Regions from separate parts of the Mus musculus genome. Here region 2 is linked to region 1. A link is a loop called in an ENCODE intact Hi-C map of the cell type or tissue named here. Cell type or tissue: gastrocnemius. All regions are shown on one strand. Links, peaks and the distances in the headings refer to the core of each region. The heading gives the core; the rest is flanking DNA.

The links. A loop is a pair of places that touch in the nucleus more often than their neighbours do. Peaks named below come from ENCODE experiments on the same cell type or tissue, not always from the same donor. Only the 100,000 strongest peaks of a DNase experiment are listed, where the experiment ranks them.
Region 2: it touches region 1 in a loop (2.5-fold over the local background); 1 of 42 quality-filtered maps calls a loop at or near these places.

What each region holds. Positions count from the first base shown.
Region 1 is chr17:83,219,632-83,229,808 of GRCm38, forward strand. It overlaps Pkdcc (protein kinase domain containing, cytoplasmic), which reads left to right. Exons shown (of 7, transcript NM_134117.2): 2 at 403-525; 3 at 1,335-1,606; 4 at 2,159-2,238; 5 at 2,495-2,599; 6 at 4,152-4,325; 7 at 4,561-5,438. The coding sequence ends at 4,646. Among named protein-coding and RNA genes, the nearest start is that of Pkdcc, 9.4 kb to the left of the region's middle. In gastrocnemius, for the core only: no CTCF peak of the experiment used is centred there; DNase peaks (open chromatin) are centred at 5,190 and 6,964; H3K4me3 peaks cover 1,227 bases; H3K27ac peaks cover 2,562 bases.
Region 2 is chr17:83,081,555-83,091,731 of GRCm38, forward strand. No RefSeq gene overlaps it. Among named protein-coding and RNA genes, the nearest start is that of Gm19689, 8.4 kb to the left of the region's middle. In gastrocnemius, for the core only: a CTCF peak has its summit at 5,329 (motif pointing left); DNase peaks (open chromatin) are centred at 4,411 and 5,584.

The DNA of each region.
Region 1 (10,177 bases), core at 2,693-7,692:
ATTTCAAGAATCAGAAAGACTAGCAAGATAACTCAGTAGTTAAACGTGCGTGGCACCAAGCCCGATGGCCTGCACTCCCTCCCTAGAACACACAGTGGAAGGAGAAAACTGACTCCTGAGAGCCACCCTCTGACCTCAGCGCACACGCTCAATCATACCACACCACAACAATACAGTAAAATGAAGTTTAGAGATAAGAACTGAATTAAGCGCATAATACCTTTAGCATTGTGCCTGGTTGGGACATGGTGGCTAAGTTTGCCCATTTCCCTGATTTTAACAAGAGGTGAAGGACTGGTGTCACCATGCCAGTAGAAACTAAGAAACAGAGGCCAAACTTCCCAGGCTTTTCCCTGGTCTCCCTACCCTGTGACCTAATGACCTGCCCTGGCTCTCCCCCAGCTCTATGGCTATTGCTACCAGGACAGTGAGGGCATCCCAGACACGCTGACCACCATCACAGAGCTGGGTGCCCCTGTGGAGATGATCCAGCTGTTGCAGACTTCCTGGGAGGATCGATTCCGAGTAAGCAGGGAGGAGGGTTCAGGCCTGGGATTTTTGTGGGGATGGTTCTCCCTTAGAAGGCAGCCTCTCAGAGCAGCCTAAACTCCTCAGCCAGGGAGGGAGGGAGGGAGGGAGGGAAGGAAGGAGGGAGGGGCACACACTAGCTCGGCCATGGGCCAAAGGGTTAAAAAAAAAAAAAAAAAAGAACAGGACAGAGGAGCCAGGCCTTTTGTGTTCCTGCTGTTCTCCCTGCTCTCCATAGCACACGTGCACATTCATGTGAGTGAGTGTACACACATATGGGTCCATGAGGGCAAGTGTGTGCATAGGTGTGTGGACACACATACACGTGTGTGCCCCGACATGCACTCACACACACACCTTTTACACATTTGGATGCTTCCTTTCAACCTGAGGGTCAAAACCCCTTTGGGGATCAAAAGACCCTTTGCTCAGGGATTGCATATCAGATATCCTGCATATCAGATTTACGTTATGATTAATAACAATAGCAAAATTATAGTTACGAAGTAGCAACAAAAATAATTTCCTGATGGTGGTGGTGGTGGTGGGGTCACCACAACATGAATTGTATTAAAGGGTCGCAGCATTAGGGAGGTTGAGAGCCACTGCCCTAGTTCCACACACTGAGGCCACATTCAACACTCCTGTTGCTATCTCACTCCTAATGGTTAGTCCAGCCAAGGGTCAGTTAGAGACCAATGACTTTTCCAATGGGACCAGAAAAAGAGAAAGGCCAACCTCCAAGCTAAAGCCAGAGCCTGTGAGTCCAGCAGGCCTGACCCAGCCTATGTGTGACCCACCCTCAGATCTGCCTCAGCCTTGGCCGCCTCCTCCACCACCTGGCCCACTCCCCGCTGGGCTCGGTCACCCTGCTTGACTTCCGCCCTCGGCAGTTTGTGCTAGTGAACGGGGAGCTGAAAGTGACAGACCTGGATGATGCCCGCGTGGAAGAGACACCGTGCACCAGCAGTGCCGACTGCACGCTAGAGTTTCCAGCCAGGAACTTCAGCCTGCCCTGCTCGGCCCAGGGCTGGTGCGAGGGCATGAATGAGAAACGGAACCTCTACAATGCCTACAGGTAATGACCATACGTGGTGGGACTCCAGCTAAGGGGACTGGTGGAGTAAGAGCCAACCAGGGAGAATAACCTTGACCTAGGGAACTGAGGGGCCCAGGCAGGATCGAATGTGGCTGTGGAGCTAAGAATAGATAGTGCTGAGGAGAGCTAGGTTGGAGGGGCAGCTGGAGGCTTCCTAAAATAGTGTCGCATTCAGGGCCTGAGACTGCCAGGACTGGCATGTGCCTTCTCCACCCTAGCTCTTAACCTTTACAAAGCTCCTCGAAGCTGAGAAGCCCCAACTATGGAGCTGTTCCACCACCGGGTCAAACAGAGGACAGTGTGGCCTGGAAGATGAGGACGGGGAGAGAAATGGACCTCTGGGCCCAGTTTGGTCTGCAATCAGCTGTAGTCACAACTGAGCCCAAGCCCATGCCTCACAGCTAAGTAGTGTAGGCCTGCCTGGTCCCTGTGTGAGGTTTCTTTCCCAGACCACGTTGAAGTCCATTGCTAATGGAAGGGATGTAGTTCCAAAGGCTGGGCCCCTGAGCCCCTACCTCCTCTCTGCCACAGGTTCTTCTTCACATACCTCCTGCCACACAGTGCCCCGCCTTCCCTCCGACCTCTCCTGGATAGCATCGTCAATGCCACGGGTAAGCCTCAGGACCCGTACACATCGGATTACCTGCCCCTGCCCTATCAGAAATAGGGACAAGCATGACCCTGGGACATGCAAGGTCTAGGACCCATTATATTCTAAGATAGTGTTCTGTGGTAAGGACCCTCCTTAGCCACCAAGTCCTGGCTTCGGGAAGGAAAGAGGGTGGCTTCCCATGGGAGGAATGGGAGTGGGAGCCAGGCATGTGGTGGTAACCGGGCATGTGGTAGTAACCATACCACACTTTGCAGGAGAGCTCGCCTGGGGGGTGGATGAGACCCTGGCCCAGCTGGAGACAGCGCTACACTTGTTCCGAAGTGGGCAGTACCTGCAGAACTCTACAAGCAGCAGGGCTGGTGAGTGATGGACAGGGCAGGAACCCAGGGACTGGGCAGGCAGGAGCAGGATTATGAGTGAGTGACCTCCACCCACTGGGCTATTACTTACTTTCTTCAGAGACTTGGTCTCCAAAGGCCACTCTCGCTTTGAAGCCCTGCCTCTGACTAACCTGAAACAGCAAGCATTTGCCTTGAGCAGTTGGGTGAGCACTGACACCCTCTGTAAGAATGGCTTCAAACCCCTCCAAGGAGCTGGCTGTATGACTTACCCCTGGGGCCTCTTTTTTTCTCAACTGTGAATTGGGTTCAAAATAATTCACCTAGCAAACTTTCTTATGGGGATTAACTAGCCTACAAGGTGTGTAAAAGCAATTAGCACAGTGCCTGTTACACAGCTGGATCACAACACACATTAGCTTCTCTTCCCTTCCTCTGCACTCCTGGGGCATGGAGGGCAGCCGGAGGAGGGGGCAGCCTACTCTGAAACCAGCCAAGAAGCTGTTTCCCCCAGGGAGGGGGGGGGAACTATAGCTACTGTTACAGGCAGTGGTCCCTCTACAGAAGCCTAAGGGTTTAGCAATGGTTGGGGGGTATGGGGGGAGCAGCCTCCATTTTCAAGGAGGCCTGACCAGCCTTAGGGGTGGGGGAGCCCTCGTTAGCCCTGTAAATAAAGTTTAACGAGGTGAACAATGGCTGGCTCTGTCCCTGAGGACTCCGTTTATGGGGCCATAAATCACAGGCAACCCTGCCTGGACTTTGGTCCCTGGCAGGAGAAGGAGGCAGGAGGGTGGGGTGGCCAGAGGCCCAGGGCTTCTGCATTATCAGGCAGCAACTGGGGCTCCTAGGGTGGTGGGAAAGACCAGTGAACCAGAGGCCCACCTCTCAGCCTCTTGAAGAGCCTCTGCACTCACTGAGCATCTGAGGCTCTGAACCACAGGGAACTCCCAACCCTTCTCAAGTCCTTGAACCCCGAATTGTGGCATTTTGTGTCCATCTACCTGCTTCTTAACCGCAAACTCCTTTGCTGGAGTCCCAGGTCTATCTTAGAAGCTTAGCTGGCCTCTCCGCAAAGTCAGGACCAAGTATGTCTGAGGGGCTCTGAACCCTTGCCCCGCGTGGACAGGACTAGAATCGAGTCAGGAATCCTCAGGCCCCACCCCAGGCCTTCCCAAATCAGTACCTACATTTCGGTAATACTGCATGAAAGTGCACATGTACCACGATGTGTGAGAAGCCTTGTCCTGCATGTCTAAAACTCCCTGAGCTCCGACACAGACAGCTGGTTATCTCTGAGTACGTGCCTGGCCCACATATGCCATTCGTTCTATGCTGTTGATACTAGCTACGTGGCCTTAAATCTAAGAGATGTGTGTGCCCTCAAACCCAAGTCTACCTAGCTGTAATGTGAGCTTGAAGAGCTCTCGCTGCCTTCATTTCCAGGCTGGGTGCACTGGCCTGGACTTCAGCTTTCGTCTAGCAAATGAGTCTTGCGATCCCTGCTCACAGAGCCATCCTCAGCCCTCGCCCGCCCCGGGCACACAGTTCTCACTCTCTTCCCTTTAACTCTTAGAGTACCAGCGCATCCCGGACAGTGCCATCACACAGGAGGACTATCGCTGCTGGCCATCCTATCACCACGGCGGCTGCCTCCTGTCCGTGTTCAACCTGGCTGAGGCTATAGATGTCTGTGAGAGCCATGCTCAGTGTCGTGCCTTTGTGGTCACCAACCAGACCACCTGGACAGGTGAGCCAGAGGGAGGGGGTATCTCAAAAGAATGGCTATACGTCTCCAAAAGATGTGAAGGGCTCCCCTCAGAAAAGCCAGAGGGCAGGCAGAGATGGTGATGATATATATATATATATATATATATATATATATATATATATATATATCCTTCAAGTCAGTCACTTTATAGAAAGTAGTCTTACCTCCAAGAAGAAAATTACCCAGATCTGTAAACTCTTATCTCTGCCCCTAGGTCGGAAGCTGGTCTTTTTTAAGACTGGATGGAACCAAGTGGTCCCTGATGCCGGCAAGACCACATATGTGAAGGCCCCTGGTTGACTGGTTGTGGGCTCAGCTGACCAGCTGGGCTTGCCTGCTGCAGGCGTGACTTGCATCCCACCTGGGAACCCCTGCAGACAAAAGCTAGCTCCCAGAGCAACTGATGTGACCAGGACAAAACGTGCAATATGCAAAAATGTTAAAATGTGAGTTTGCCAGCTTCAGTCCCAGACTGGTTGGAACCCGATTGCCTCTCTGGAGCTGTAGGCTGTGAGCAGGGCTCAGGCTGGTCTTAACTGGGACAGTCCCGTGGGCAGCCCATTACTGCATTCATGCTTTGAGAATGTAGCCAGAACACTGCTGCTGCATAAGCCACCGTGGGCAGGAGCTGCCTGGGGACAACCAGTCTCAGAGTGCTCTCTCAGCTCAGCTCCGCTCCAAATGGAGAGCGCGGGATGCGGAGATGTGAGTGAACCAGCACTGGGAAGAAGGCTCTCGGGCCTCTCCCTAGAGGTTGCTCCTAGGCCAGCCCCGAGGCCGTGGGCAGCAGTGCTCGCATCCATATGAGCCAAGACTAGAGTGGAGGAGCAGATTGCATTTGAGCCAGGACTGGGGTGGGGGTAGGGTCGGGGCCTCTCTGCCTCATTTGCTTTCAGTGAAAGCCAGGGAGCAGCCGCAGCCAGGCTCCTCCCACTCCTGGAGGCCAGGCTCCTCCCCCTCCTGGAGGCCAGGCTCCTCCCCCTCCTGGAGTTTGCGTACCCAGAAGCTTTTATACTTCTCGTTCATTAAATTGTTTATTTTTGTAAAAAAAAAAATTAATCAATTAATAAAATGATGTTTTGTGACAAATGCTCCCCTCCGTCATGAGCTCGTGAGAAGACTGTCTCTCAGCCCCAGTTATGCCTGTAGTGCGTTTGGCTGGTGGTGTGTGTCTGTCTGATGGAGTTTGGCAACCTACGGGGAGCGAAATCTCAGTGGCAAACCCTGAAAACTCGGTGGCCCTTGATGCCTACCCTGAGCAGATGTGAGGGTGGGTCCCATCCCCTCAAGGAGGTTCTAACTTGAACACATTTTTGACTTCCTGTGCACAAAGCCTTAGCCCAAGAGTGCTATCTCCATAGTAGGGTGTTGGCCATCTCAATTACCTGATGGAGAAATAATTAAGATAGAAGGAGTTAGCCAAGCGACCTCCAGGCTTGGCCTGGTGCACCTACACCTGTGTGACCACCGATGTCCGGCACAAGTTCATGGGCAGGTTTCTTTTCTTTCTTTTTTTTTTTTAGGTCCTTTCTTCAGCGAGAAATACATAGAGAGTGAAGAGAAAGAAGGCTCTTTGGAAGAGCGAGCTTCAGTTTTCTGAATTTAGCAAGAACCATCTAGCAGGGAGCATATGAACCAGAGGGAAAATGATGAGACGGGTTTGGGGGAGAAAGGGGAAGAGAGATCGGGTTGGAGAACTCGTCCCTATGCTGAGACTGCAACAAGCCAAGGCATAGAACCTTCTCAGAAAGAGTCACCCAGTAGCTAAAGGGACAGGGACAGTTTTCCCCTCAAACCTGTACAGCTTACCTTACACCCCACCCCCTCCCTGAGGACAAACAGCCACACTTAGTCCTGCAAACTTGAGAGAAAACACATTTGCAACCTGGAGTGGCAAGGCTAAGACGTGCCCAGGAAAGGGGTGTCACTATCCGGAAGCATTATTCTCCCCTCCAGATGGCACGTGCACATCTTCCTGTCTCTCGGGTCCTGGCTGCATAGTTTTCTCCTTCCCACAGACTCCAGAACCAGAGCGTGACACCCGCTCTGTCCCACCCCACTGGAGCAGCCATGATTTTCCTGGAGCAGTGGGCAGAGAGAAATACGTTCACCTACTGCAGCCTCGGCCGATGTCAGAGAAGGGAAGCCTGGTGGGATGGGGGCGTTCAAGGCTGTTTCAAAGTCAAGGAAGACAGAAACAAGGTGAGGAGACGGTGTAGCTGAAGGGTCTATCAGGACCAGACCAGGATGGCCAGCAGTCCTCGGAAGTGCTAGTGTCTAAGCTGGCTAAAATAACCTCCCTGAATGTATATGTCAGTAAATTATAGGGTCATACTACCTGAAGAGTTTGGAATGAATGAAATTCTGTCCGCAGCCAGTACTGTGGCCATATTGGCAAACACTGCCACTGTTTTATCGGTTAGTCGAGCACGCAGGGCTTGCCCTTGTAGCATTAGTTAACTGAGAACTCAATGTCTGCCTGTGGTCTGTTCACAGAGAGCACCCAGGGCTGCTTCAGGGAGCAAGGCATATCAGACTGTCTGAGCACCCCTGCCTAGGGTACCCTCAAACCCCCAAGCCAGCACTGCCTTTGACTAAGAAGAATGAGCTGGCTCCCTGGCCAGTGTCCCGGGGAGTGGAGTGTGCAACAGACAGAAAAAGCTAGGAAGAGGATTAACTTGAAAGCAGAAAATGGGATTAGGAGACTTTGGGATAATGTGCCCACCCACCCCCGTCCATGACAACAGCTTCTGGCATTTTCATTCTTTGGCCAGAACATGTAAAACACGGTTTGCCCCCCGCTCCTGGATCAAGAGGCAGAGAGTTGCTTGACTAACTAGGATTGTTCTCGGCTGCCCTCCCATGCACTTCTCCTTTAATCCTCTGGGCAATGAGATGGGTGTTTGTCCTGAGGGAGCCAGGATCCAGCCTGTGGGGTTTTAGCTTTCCAGAAGCCTCCGATCTCCTCCTCTCAGCATACCCTCATCTCTGAAGGCTGGGGTCACCCACAGGACCAGTGGTTCGCTCACACATGCCACTCCACAGGAAAGGGACCCCAGACTGCACTCTACGTCTTAGTTGGGGTTTTATTGCTGCGATGAAACATCATGAACAACAGCAAGTTGGGAAGCAAGGGGTTTGTTTGATCACAATCCATCGCTGGAGGAAGTGAGGACAGGAATTCAAGCCCGCCCGGCCGGAACCTGGAGGCAGGAGCTGATACAGAAGTCACGGAGGGGTGCTGTTTACTGACTTAATTCTCATGGCTTGCTCAGGCTGCTTTCTTATAGAACCCAGCACCAGCAGCCCCTGGGATGGCACCACCCACGATGGGCTGGGTCCTATCAATCACTTACAGCTGGCTCTTAGGGAGGCGCTTCCTCAGCTGAGGCTTCTTCTCCTGTGATGACTCTAGCTTGTGTCAAGTAGACCACACAAAACCAGCCAGTACAATTGACCCCGTGTCAACCTGACACACAAACACATCACTAATAAGCTGCAACCCTTACTCTTACTCTTCCCAAGATCTAAATAACTTTAAAAGTCCCGCAGTCTTCACAAATTCAAACTCATCAAATGTTCAGTGCCTTTAAAATATCTACTCTCTTTTAAAAATCCTAAGTCTTTTACAATTCAAAGTCTCTTAACTGTGAGGTCCAGTAAAATTCTTTCTTACCTCAGAGGGAAGAAACAGAGCAGAGTCACAATCAAAGCAAACCAAAATCAAACTCCAACCATCCTCGCACATTCTCCAAAGAGCTTGGGTCACTTCTCCAGCTCAGCCCTCTGTAGCACTCTAGGCTCTGGTTGACTCCGCTCCATTGCTGCTGTTCTTGGTGGTCATCCCCTGGTACTAGCATCTCCAAAACGCTGGGGTCTTCTGCTGCAACTGGGCTGCACCTTCACCAATAGCCTCTCATAGGTTCTCTTCATGGTGTCAAGTCTCAGCTTCTCTGCATGACCCCTTCAGTCCTGGGTCTTCAACTGCCACTGAAGCTACACCTTCTCCAATGGCCTCTCACAGTGCCCAGCCTCAGCTGCTCTCCATGACCCCTTCACGCCTTCAAAACTGGTTACCACCTGGGTGCTCTTGGACAGTACCAAGTCCAGCTGCCAACACAAAGTACAACCGTGACTGTCTCTGGAACACAGCTTCTCTGTGCTCTCAGAAAACACCAGAAGATTTCACCTCAGTGATGCTGGTCTCTTCTTAATCATTGCTAATTTCTTAGCTCCAGCTAACCAGCAACAATTGTCCCAATAACATAAAAGTTTCACTTTAGTTGTCCTGGTATCTTGTTAATCACAGTGGATTCTTTAGCCTCAGTTAATCAGAACCACAGAATCTTAAATCAAAATAGCAATGGCCCTGATAGAGTCTTTAATCTTCTCACTGAAATGTCACAAGACAGGCCTCCATCTCCTGCACTGCTCTCAACATTGTTATCTCCCAAGACCCTACAGAACATCAACACTCAATGGCTTTTCCAGCTCAAAGTTTCAAAGTCCTTCCACAATCCTCCCCCAAGCATAGTCAGGCCTATCACTTCATAGTCACAAGCATAGTCACAAGCATAGTCACAAGCATAGTCACAAGCATAGTCACAAGCATAGTCACAAGCATAGTCACAAGCATAGTCACAAGCATAGTCACAAGCATAGTCACAAGCATAGTCAGGCCTATCACTTCATAGTCACAAGCATAGTCACAAGCATAGTCACAAGCATAGTCACAAGCATAGTCACAAGCATAGTCACAAGCATAGTCACAAGCATAGTCACAAGCATAGTCACAAGCATAGTCACAAGCATAGTCAGGCCTATCACAGCATAGTCACAAGCATAGTCACAAGCATAGTCACAAGCATAGTCACAAGCATAGTCACAAGCATAGTCACAAGCATAGTCACAAGCATAGTCACAAGCATAGTCACAAGCATAGTCACAAGCATAGTCAGGCCTATCACAGCATAGTCACAAGCATAGTCACAAGCATAGTCACAAGCATAGTCACAAGCATAGTCACAAGCATAGTCACAAGCATAGTCACAAGCATAGTCAGGCCTATCACAGCAATACCTCAATGTGCTGGCACCAACTTCTGTCTTAGCATTTCCATTGCTATGAACAGACATCATGACCAATGGAACCCTTATAAAGAGAGACGTTTCATTGGGGCTGGCTTACAGTTTCAGAGGTTAGTCCATTATCATCATAGCAGGAAGCATGGCAGCCTGCAGGTAGACATGGTGCTGGATGAGTCGAGAGTTCTACATCTTTAGGCAGCAAGGAGGAGACAATTTCACTGAGCTTAGCACGAGCACATAGAGTCTCAAAGCCTGCCTCCACACTTCCTCCAACAAGGCCACGTCTCCTAACAGCGACACTCCTTATGGTCCAAGCATTCAAACACATGAGTTTATGGGAGCCAAACCTATTCAAACCACCACACCACACCTTTGAAGGGCTGCACCGTAGATGGAGAAGCAGGACCATCTATCTCACTGGCATCGTCACACACGATGAGAATGTCCCCACAGGGCCGGTCCCTGAAGGACCCTATTGAGGTCTGCTGCACAAGAACCCCAACTTCTATCCACCTGTCTGTGGCTGTTGTGCCTCTCACATGGGAAAACTGTCAGTCAGTCTAACTATAGGAAGCTGACAGATCAAGATCCTTCCTAAAACGCCGTCTCAAGCTTTCTGCACCCCCCCCCCCCGCCCCCGACAGCTCTCCTCTCGCCTTGTGCCTCTTCCATGATTTCCTTCTCAAAGTGTGGTGGCAAGGCACTCTGACTCCAGCATCCAGGGCCTCAATTGGAAGCAGCAAA
Region 2 (10,177 bases), core at 2,978-7,977, 140 kb before region 1:
TATTTTCCTGTTTAGCAGCTCACACCCCTGATTCTTCCTTTTGATTATTACTCATTAACCCTAGAAGGAGAAAAACTGGAGTTTCCCAGGCAAGATCATAGCTGTGCCTATCAAAAGTGGACACATGAACTCCAAGTAGCTAAGATACAATGACAGAGCAGCTGAACTGCAAGTCCTGGCCTGGGTGGTCGAGAGTGTACCCAGGGTGACACCAGGGAAGCAAATGCCATCAGCAACTTGGCTCTGAACTCTGTCCTATCTAACAGCTCTTCACTCCGTGCAGGATCCAACGAGAAACTGCGAGTCTGTGAGTCAGAAAGAGTTTACAACTTCCTTCCTCAAAAGGCTCCAAAATAAGCAGAATAAACACCAGTTGGTCTCAGCTGGTTGCACGTTGGCCTGCCTGGAGGAGGGGGATGCCAGAGACAGCTTCTGGAGGCTTCTCACAGCCCTACACTTCTAGGAAATAGACAATTACGAACAACATGGATTTTATTATCGTGACATCGCTAAGGTCTTTGCATAAAGCCTATATTTAAAAATATAAACATGTAAGTGAAAAAAATGTCAGGGGAATAAATATTTGTCTTAAAAGAGACCATCTGTTTCAAATTTTTATTTAAAAAAAACCAACATGTGTTTTATTTTAAATTTGTATGTGTGCTGTTATCCTTGGGTTAAGTATTAGGTAAATAGACAGAAGCATTGAGAATCCATTTTCCAGCAAATTTTGGTTAGAAATCCTTGCACACGTGACACAGGAGATAATTTGGGGGCTAATTGGAGCTTTGTGGGAGGCCAGCTCCTTGCAGACCTCCCCCACCCCCTGCAGCCTCTGTTTGGAGGGTGTTTCCTCAGCACGCATGTTTGTTTTGGATGAGAGGGCTTTTTACACCTCTGAGGACTCAGCCAACACAACACATGGCAAACTGCTTCCAGCCCAGCCCAGATGTGTACCCAGATGTAAGGAGGCCAGTGTGACGGGACCTCAGGACTCCAGTCTGAGGATGCTCCTCCCGTATAGCTCGAAGGGCAGTGGGTTTGGGTGTAATGGAAATACTGTTTGTGGAGAGGGGTCAAGAATAGCTTCACAGAGGAGATGTCTGTGAGCTGGTTTCCACATGGGAAGAGAGAGCAACGAACGTCCTTCAGAGGGAGGTAAGAAGGGACCCAGGGGATCTGGAAGAATGACATCGAGTTCCATGATAGTGGAGAACAGCTCATGGTGAGAGTGACTGGAGAGGGATCTGGAGATGGGGCAGGGGATAGTGAACAACTTCCTTTCTTCTGTTCTTCCTTCCTAATAGTAACACACACAAACTCACACACACTCACGCACATACAGCACACACATACACATACATACACATAATCACCACACACTTACACACATACACACACACACACTCACACACTCATGCATATATACCGTACACACATACATAAATACATACATACATACACACATTCACCACACACACATATACACACATACACACACCACACACATACACGCATACACATACACCATACACACACACATACATACATACATACATACATACACACATTTACCACACACACACACACACACACACACACACACACACACACACACACTGCTCTCCACTGCAGGGTATTTGTTCATTTAGACACAGCCATGTCCAACCTTTTGATGTTGTAACAACACCATGTTTATCGCCTACAAAGTCTACCCTTGCATCCACCCTTGCAATTAAGCTATGGGGCAGGGGAGGTGGGGTAGGGACAGAAGCAAAAGAATCACAAAAATATCTCAGAATATTTAAGTGAGTTTACAAGTTTGTTGTGGACTGGGTTCTGAACACCCTTCCCCAATAAAAGAGCCTGCATGTCCTTAACTGGGTCACTGGGTCGTGTGACCCTCCTTGGGGAAGAGGGTGCAGAGGCATAGCATCTATGGGAATGAAAGTTTTCATTTTCTGAGAGCATGGGCTGGAAGGCCAACCTGAGACCTCTTGCTGCTGTCTGTGAAGGAAGGCCTTCCCAGGAAAAGTCGAGAGGAAAGGAAACAGGAGAAGGAGTAGGGATTGACATTATTTGAGCTCCTCAGCCCAGCTCCACTTAACTAGAATATTTCCATTTTCCCTAAGACCAGTCAGAGTTGGCGTTCTGCCTCTTGCAACTGAGAAATGTTTGGTTAACAGCACTGAAAGCTCACATTTAAATTATACTTGCAGCAAGAAGCGGACAGCTCTCTCTACCTGATGTAGGCAGCCATCCAGTGGCTCCCTGGGGTAGAGAGAGGCAGCTGCCCATCAAAATGGATGTTCCATTTCCATCAGACAAGGTGGCAGCCACAGGGATGTCCAGCCCATGGTCTATTTTACAACATCCCACTCCTCTCCCCCAGGCCCCCAGCCTTCCTTGCCCTTCAATGTGACAACAGCAGAGGTCCAGCAGTATAAGGGTAAGCGGGAGCCATAGGAACCATTTCCACACAGAGGCCTCTCCACACTGCACTACACTTCTGCCTAGATGCAGGGGTTGGGACATGGTAGGAACTGAGTCTGGCTGGAGTCAGGCGAAGCAAAGATTTAAACTTGAATGGCATAATAAAAACATTGCTCTCTCTACAGACAGAGAGGGGCTGAGACACTAAGAACACTGCTGGGCCTCTTTCATTACAAGCTACAGTTTTGTGAACAGAGCCTTATGGCGAGGGGATGGGCTTGTGCGAGGCTGGCCTGGCAGGATTCAGGAAGTCATTAGCCTGATGGTTGTAGAAATGTTAGTCAAACAGGGGGTCTGTTATTTTTTCGTTCCAGAATGTAGTTGTCTGTGTTTGTCCCTTAGCTGGCTCTCGAGCATTGTTAGTTCAGCAAGTCCTGGGCCAGATGTCACCCGCAGCCATAGTCCTTCTCCATCCACTGTCACTCAAAGAAAACAGGATTCAAAAAGAGGGAGAAATAATTTTTATTTAGAAGACATTCTGTAAGGTAGGAGGTCCTAAAGCAATGAGATACCCAGTGAAGAAGGCTCTGACCTCTAAAGGTCCTTCTCTATGAGGGCAGCCACCAGCAGAGAGAACGTCCTGCTCTAGACAGCCAATGTTGATAAATAATAATAATTAATAATAAAAACCTTTGGAGCTTGAGCTAATAATGCACCGAGGGATGTAGCTAGCACAACAGCTTAGGTCACCCCAACCAATGCATCCCCTCCATTGTTCTGTGGGATGTTTAGAGTCTGGACAGCCTACTGCCTATGGCTTTACTATGCTTTGATGGACTTACTACGTCACGACTCCCACAAAACCTTCTCGCTTCCCGTATTTCTCTAGCACTTACTGCATGGTGGGTCATGTGTTAACGGTGAGTGAGAGCCGTGAACTAGGCACAGCACGTCTCGCTGGTTCCAAGTCACTGTGGAACGTAAGACTTGCTTTATGCGTGGCTGTCACCAAAGTGTGTGACACTAAGGAAATGTGATTGCCAATTAATTTAAGGGCGTACCACTAGAAGCTGTTCTAATTTCAGAAACAGAAAGGGAGAATATGTGTCTTTAAATGGATGAAATATGCCATTCAGTTTTGTTTTTGTTTTTTTTTTTTTTTGGTTTTTTTTTTGTTTTTTGGTTTGGTTTTGTTCTCTGCTTGTTTCATTTGGTTTGGGGGGCACAATTTCTTTAAGAGCGGCACTAACTCATTAGGTCGGGAGGCTATGCGCATGGCATCCCTCGCCCTTGGCAGTGGGAGGACTACTCTGCAGACTTGGTTCTCTCCATCTGCGTTTATATGAGCTCTGGGGATCAAGCCTAAGTAACAAGTGTTTTCCCTTCTCTACCACCTTGCAGCCCAACGATGCTGCATATCCTGGACAGTCCGCAAATCCATGATCCCCCTGCTTCTTTCTGACTTCTGAGTGCAGGGATTACAAGCACGCGCCCACGCACCCCGCAAGGTACAGTGCTTCTTATTTCTAGGACATTGGTCATCTTCTGGAGAGCCAGAGGAGCAGATAAGGAAAAAATTGTATTTATAAATTCTTTAACAGGGATTGATAGCTCATCTAGGAAGAAGTGAGCAATCTGGCCTCAGAGGTAAGGGCAGCTTCCCAAAGGAGACCATTTGGGCTGAATTTTGAGTATAGAAACAGCAGCAGAGAGGTGCTGCTGCTGAGAGGACCTGCAAGTCTCTGAGATGCCCCCTCCACACCTGCAGAGAGGCATGCATGCACACACACACACCCCGGGACTGTGATGGGTTAGCAAAACCTCAAAGCACTCTCATGTGCATTCCACCGAGACAGCTTCATTTTCTAGATAGATGGAGACTAATCCTTTAGGTGCCAAGGCACAATTTTAAAGTGGAAAAACCTTCCAAAATACAGCATCGTAAACCGTTTGGCATCCACAGAGGGCACACCAGGGGGTCTTGGTGAATCTCCAAGTTCACAAATGCAGCTAGGCCTGGGCAGACTCCTGCTTGCTCAAAGGATCACATTTATGGGGAAAGCTCCAGTCATCTACTGTGAAGCCCACACCACCCGCCCCACCCTCCTCCCTTTGCATGGACTCTATACTTTGGCTTCTTGCTTCATGTTGGATGATGTAGTCAGAGCCCAGTTTTCTCTTTAATCAGGATTGTACATGGATCGACTCTGTCTATTGCTGAATAAAAGCTCCGGCTCACCCATCACTTCAAGTGCAATCTTGTGACACTCTGAGTCACTTGACGTGATGAACAATAGGTACAGTGTGGTGATCTGAATGAATGCCAATTTCCGTGTAATCATCACGTCTTATAATTTGATTTTACAGCATGTCGCTTCCCCACACTGGGTTGTCACTTGCAAGTCTGTGGTGGGAAGGGGAGAGGGTTTATCTCCTATGTCTTTTGTCTCCCTTCCCCACACACACCTGTACTTACACACTCATGCACACGTACACACATATGTATACACACATACACACAAGCACCCACATGACACACATCTATGTCCATATACATACACACATTCACATGAACATGCATATCTATGTATGTCTATGCACACTCACACACACATGCACATGTATTCTTACACACATGTGTATATACACACACACACATAGTAGGGAATGAGGCACAGGGCTGCCAGAGCCCTAAATCCCTTTCCTGGTCTTTTCTCCTCCTCACTGTCTCCCATTTTATACTCTGAAGGTGGATATGATGGTGCCAGGAGTTCATTTTGGGTGTCTGGAAAGATGGCTTCTGTGAAGAAGAGTACTGGCTGCTCTTCCAGAGTACCTGGGTTTTGATTGCCACCATCCATGTAGTATAGCTCACCTCTATCTACAGTTCCAGTTCCAGAAGCCTGGCGCCCTCTTCTGGCCTCAGAAGGTACTCCATGCTTGTAGTCCACATACATGTATGCAGATAAAACACCCAAACACATAAAATTTTAAAATTGAGAAGTTCCCTCTGGGGGCTAGATCGATGGATAAAATACTTCTGCAACCATGACAATATGAATTTGACCACCACCACCACCAAAAAAAAAAAAAAAAAATCAAATGAATACAGTGGCCTCTGCCAGTAACCCTAGGGACAGAGACAGGCAGAACTCCAGAGCTTGCTGGCCAGCCAGTCTAGCCAAATTGGCAGGCTCTGAGTTCAGTGAGAGACCCTGTCTCAAAAAAAAAAACAAAACAAAAAAAACAAAACAAAAAAAAACAGTGTTGTAAGCAATTGAGGAAGGGTCTGATCTATACATATTCATAATTCAGTTTTTAACCTCCTAAGATAAGATCGTCAGTCAACCAAATGTTTCTCAGCTCTGCACCCTCCCCACCCAGCCAACATCCTAGATAGAAGCCCCTATCTGTGTGGATGGAGGACACGTGCCCACTCTCTCAATATGACCATCTACAAGGGGGAGAGATGAGCCCTTCAGAGTTGTGGGAACACGAATCTCTATTACATACGCCCTCTACTTCTGGTATTTCGTTATGCCAACCTGAGATGACCAGAGCCCCTAATGAAGTGGTTTAATAAACTATTTTCTGTATACAATATTCCTCTAGCTTTCATATCAGGCACGCAGAATGGCAAGACAATACAATATTTACTGAGAGAACGCGTAAATGAAAAGGCAGAGCAATGCACCCGTTTAATTTATGTATCTATCATTATGCGGGGAGCGTACACACCCAGCACCCACGCGGAGGTCAGAGGACAACTCTGTGAAGTGAGCCTCCCTTTTCCCTTTCTGTGAGCTCCAAACACTGAACTGGGGTCCCCAGGCTTCTGAGGCAAATCCACTGAGCCTCCTCCTCAGCCCTACCTCACTCAGTTTCCATGTCTGAGTCATATAACAACATGTTCTTGTCTTCTTGTCTATATTTTAAGTTTAAAAAAAACCATAAAGGCGACACAGGAACACGCATGAATGTAGATGTGTGAGTTAAACAACAAAGAACCTGGTAAAAGCAAAAGTAGACATTTGCCTCCCTAGCATCTCCCCAGCCTCTCCGAAACCCCTCCTCAGCCCCTCCCTGGCCCCTCCACAACCCCCCGCCCCGCCCTCCCCCTCCTCAGCCCCTCCCTGGTCCCTCCCCAGCCCGGCCCTGGCCCCTCCCTGGCCCTGCCCCAGCCCCTCCCTGGCCTCGCCCCAACCTCTCCCTGTCCCCTCCCCCGCCCTTCCTGGGCCTCTCCCCAGCTTTTCCACAGCCCCTTCCCATCCTCTCCACAGATCCTTCCCAGCCCACCATATTAATATGTTCTCAGCAAGAGAGGGCTCAGACACCCAGTGTGCTGTTTCTTCCAAATCTATGAACCTATATGAACGTAGGAGTCCTACCATGTGTGTGCCACAGCCGCTTGCAGCTTCCCGCATGGCTGTGTCTCAGTGTTTCTCCCATGTTTTTTTTAAGTTCAGAAACATACAACCTTATTCTGAGCTATTCCCATAGATGGGCATTCCAGGTATTTTTAATTTTATCCTCATAAAACACTTTAAAATACAACCCTCCCCATGCCTTCAGGGATGCATAGCCAACTCTCTTGACTACAATAATGCTCTGTGGTTACTCTCTGTCTCCAATCACAGTTACCTGTTATGCATTGTAGCTTCCGGCAGGTATGATACTTAGTTTCAGTTCCTTCTCTGCTGAGAAGTTACACTGTCTCGTCAGCAGGCTCTCCTTGGACTTGTTTCCTTGGTGTTCTCTTTAGCTTGACAAACAAGTTTCTATTTTTATGTAGCCAAAAGCAACAAATTCTTTCTTTGAGGTTTCCTTGGCTACTTCCAAGATTAATGAAATATTCACCTACATTTGCCTGTGTTAGTGTTGCTATTTTTTGTAGTATCTGCAGTGCTAGGGAATGGAACCAAGGACCTCACACATACTAAACAATCACTACCCATGAGCTACAGCTCCAACTCCAGAGGTGCTTCTCCAGTTTAGCTCTTTGTTCTCTCTGGAATTAATTTTTATAGATGGTGGAGGAAGAAGAGTCAGCATTGTTCCCTAAATGTTCAGTAAACCCTATCTCATTTATTAAATAATCTATTCCCCCTTCTGTTGACAATGTTTCATTTATTATATACTAACTTTATACAGAGAGAGAGAGAGAGAGAGAGAGAGAGAGAGAGAGAGAGAGAGAGAACTATGTGAATGAAATTTCACCCTAACTTCTCCAGTTGTCTCTTTGTCCAAACATTAACCCTTTTCACTTGCCCCAGGACTTGGCTTAGGCAGGGAGTTTTGGGGACTGAAGCATCTGTTCCTCGCATGCACACACACAATTCTTCTCACCTCCAAGATGGAAAACAGAATGCAAATACTCGTGGCTGTTAAGAGTCTCCTTTTCCACTCTGGGTTTTTAACACTGTCGCAAAAGAAATTCATGTTTCACCAAGAAAAAAAAAATCAAATGCACACATGTCAGAGGCATGCAGATGTTAGCTGTGTTATCCCACCCCACACCACCGTAATGCTCAACCCTCTGGAGCATATCGGATGATGAGCGACTACTCTTGGCCTGAAGTGAGTGGACCCTGGCCTGGGCTGCTGGGACAACTTGAGGTTAGGATGCCTCTCTAGATAGAACCCGCTCTGTCGAATGAGTATGTCAGTGGGTTGGGCTTCTGGGCGTTAAAAAGGTGTCCAGATATGTACAATAGGGACACGCTCTGAAATCATTTCTCTCTGGCTTGTCTCCTAATGATCTTTCAGGCATCTTGATGTCAGCCCCAACCTCCCTGCTGTCATCCACGACAAAAGCCAGACATTCCTGTACAGGGACATGACGTCTCATTACCTCAAATTAGATGTGACCCGAAAATAAATTTGCCATGCTAGCCAATTATTTCTAGAAAAAACACCCACCCATAAGCCAACTGTCCTAAAACTAATATATTGTCTCTGATAGGCACTCTGCATTTTCTCTGATTTATAAATAACGACCCAGTACAAGTTACTTCATCCAGTTACCTTGGCACTAACACAGCGTTTGTGTTGGATGGGATCCTGACAGTAGCATTGCTCAAAGCCAGGCATTCTCAGGTGTTTTGCCAAGATTTTATTTGGCCAGGGCAAGGGTCTGGTTAGACCAATCTTAAACATGCTTAGCTATGGGCATTACTTCAGCCACAGTAAATGAAGTTGGCTTTGGGGGCCTGGTTGGCTCATTCATTTACACAATAAACCTCTGGGCAACCTCAGAAGATAGTCCTTGTCTTGCTGGTGGATGGTGATGGAGAACTCACCCCGGCTTGTATAGTCAGCTAAGACACGTGACTCAAGACTCAAAGGATAACAAAGAACAGTGCCTTCAAGCTATCGAGGGACTTCAGTTTGAAGTCCCACTACTAAATATTTATGTAAGAGACCCGCTGAGAAATAACACTATTCCAAGAAGAATGCTTGAAGGATAAGCAGTTCTCCACACTTCCAGATTTTCCAACGCTGATCTCTGGTTCTGCCGAGCTGCTAAAACACAGGTACCTGGAGTGCGTCAGACCAGCCCCAACAGAATTGCTTTTGCTAAACTGTTTTTGGTATGATGCCATCAGCATCTTTTTTTATGTCCTTATAAGAAACAGTCCCTGGAAGAGCATCATTACAGTGGACTACCTAGGGTGTTGAGGAATTGTGTATTACATTCCACAGTGTTTTCTTTATTGAGTATCCTCTAGGGTAATCTGAGTTTAGTACTGGAAGGAGTAGTCACCCTTCCAGGCAACTAGATCCTCTGTCTGTGGTATCACTTTCAGAAGGGTACCCTAAAGAGCGCTAAGCCAACGCACAGTTCATTGGTGTCCTGTGAAAAAAGATGCTTCATACTGAAAAAGTTAAAAAATCAAGTATATATATATATATATATATATATATATATATATATATACACATAAAAGGTAAGTATCTGTAGGACAGCACAAATGGCTGTCTTATCATATCATCAAACAAGATATGAGATGTCTCTGAGTCACCAGTATGTGTGTTACATGATGCTATCCAGTGTGGTGCTTGCTAGGGTCTGGGGACCAGTTCAGACTAGGTCTTACTGTAAAAGCTAACAAGGATATCTAAAACCCAGACTGCCTTCTCATGCCAGCCTGAGACTTTTGGCTTGAAGATCCGAGAACTCCCAAGATGCTTCATGATGCCTGGGGTCCTCTCTTACTCCTGGAACCCTGCTCTCACCCACCCTGCAGGCACACCCTCGGCTGTGCTCCACCCTTGACCTGGCAGCCTGGCTTTGCTGTCCCACCTTGCAGAATGTCTGCTCCTACCTGATTCCTTCTGTGCTTGCTGCTCAGAAGTTTCCTGGTCCTTGGTATTCTTCTCTGTTGATGGATTGGTTATTCCTGGTGATTTCTGGGGGTAGATGTTGGCATTTTACTTTTTGATTGTGAGCTGACTTTTAAGGACTGAGCCATCTCTCCAGCCCCGATGTGTCTGTGAATACCCAGACATCAGTGTCTGCATGTTGGTCTCATCAGTACCAACACCCTACCCACTATGGATCCAAGGCTAAAGAAGATGCTTTAAAATTCTGGAAACCTTCATTCTAATTATTGAGACTGTTACTTGTTCATTCCCATCTTCCTGGGCAACAGAAGCCTCGTTTTCAGCAGGCATCCTGGGCACTGCAAACAAATAGTTGTATTTCCCAGACTCCTTTGCAACCAGAAACAAACCAAGTCCCAGC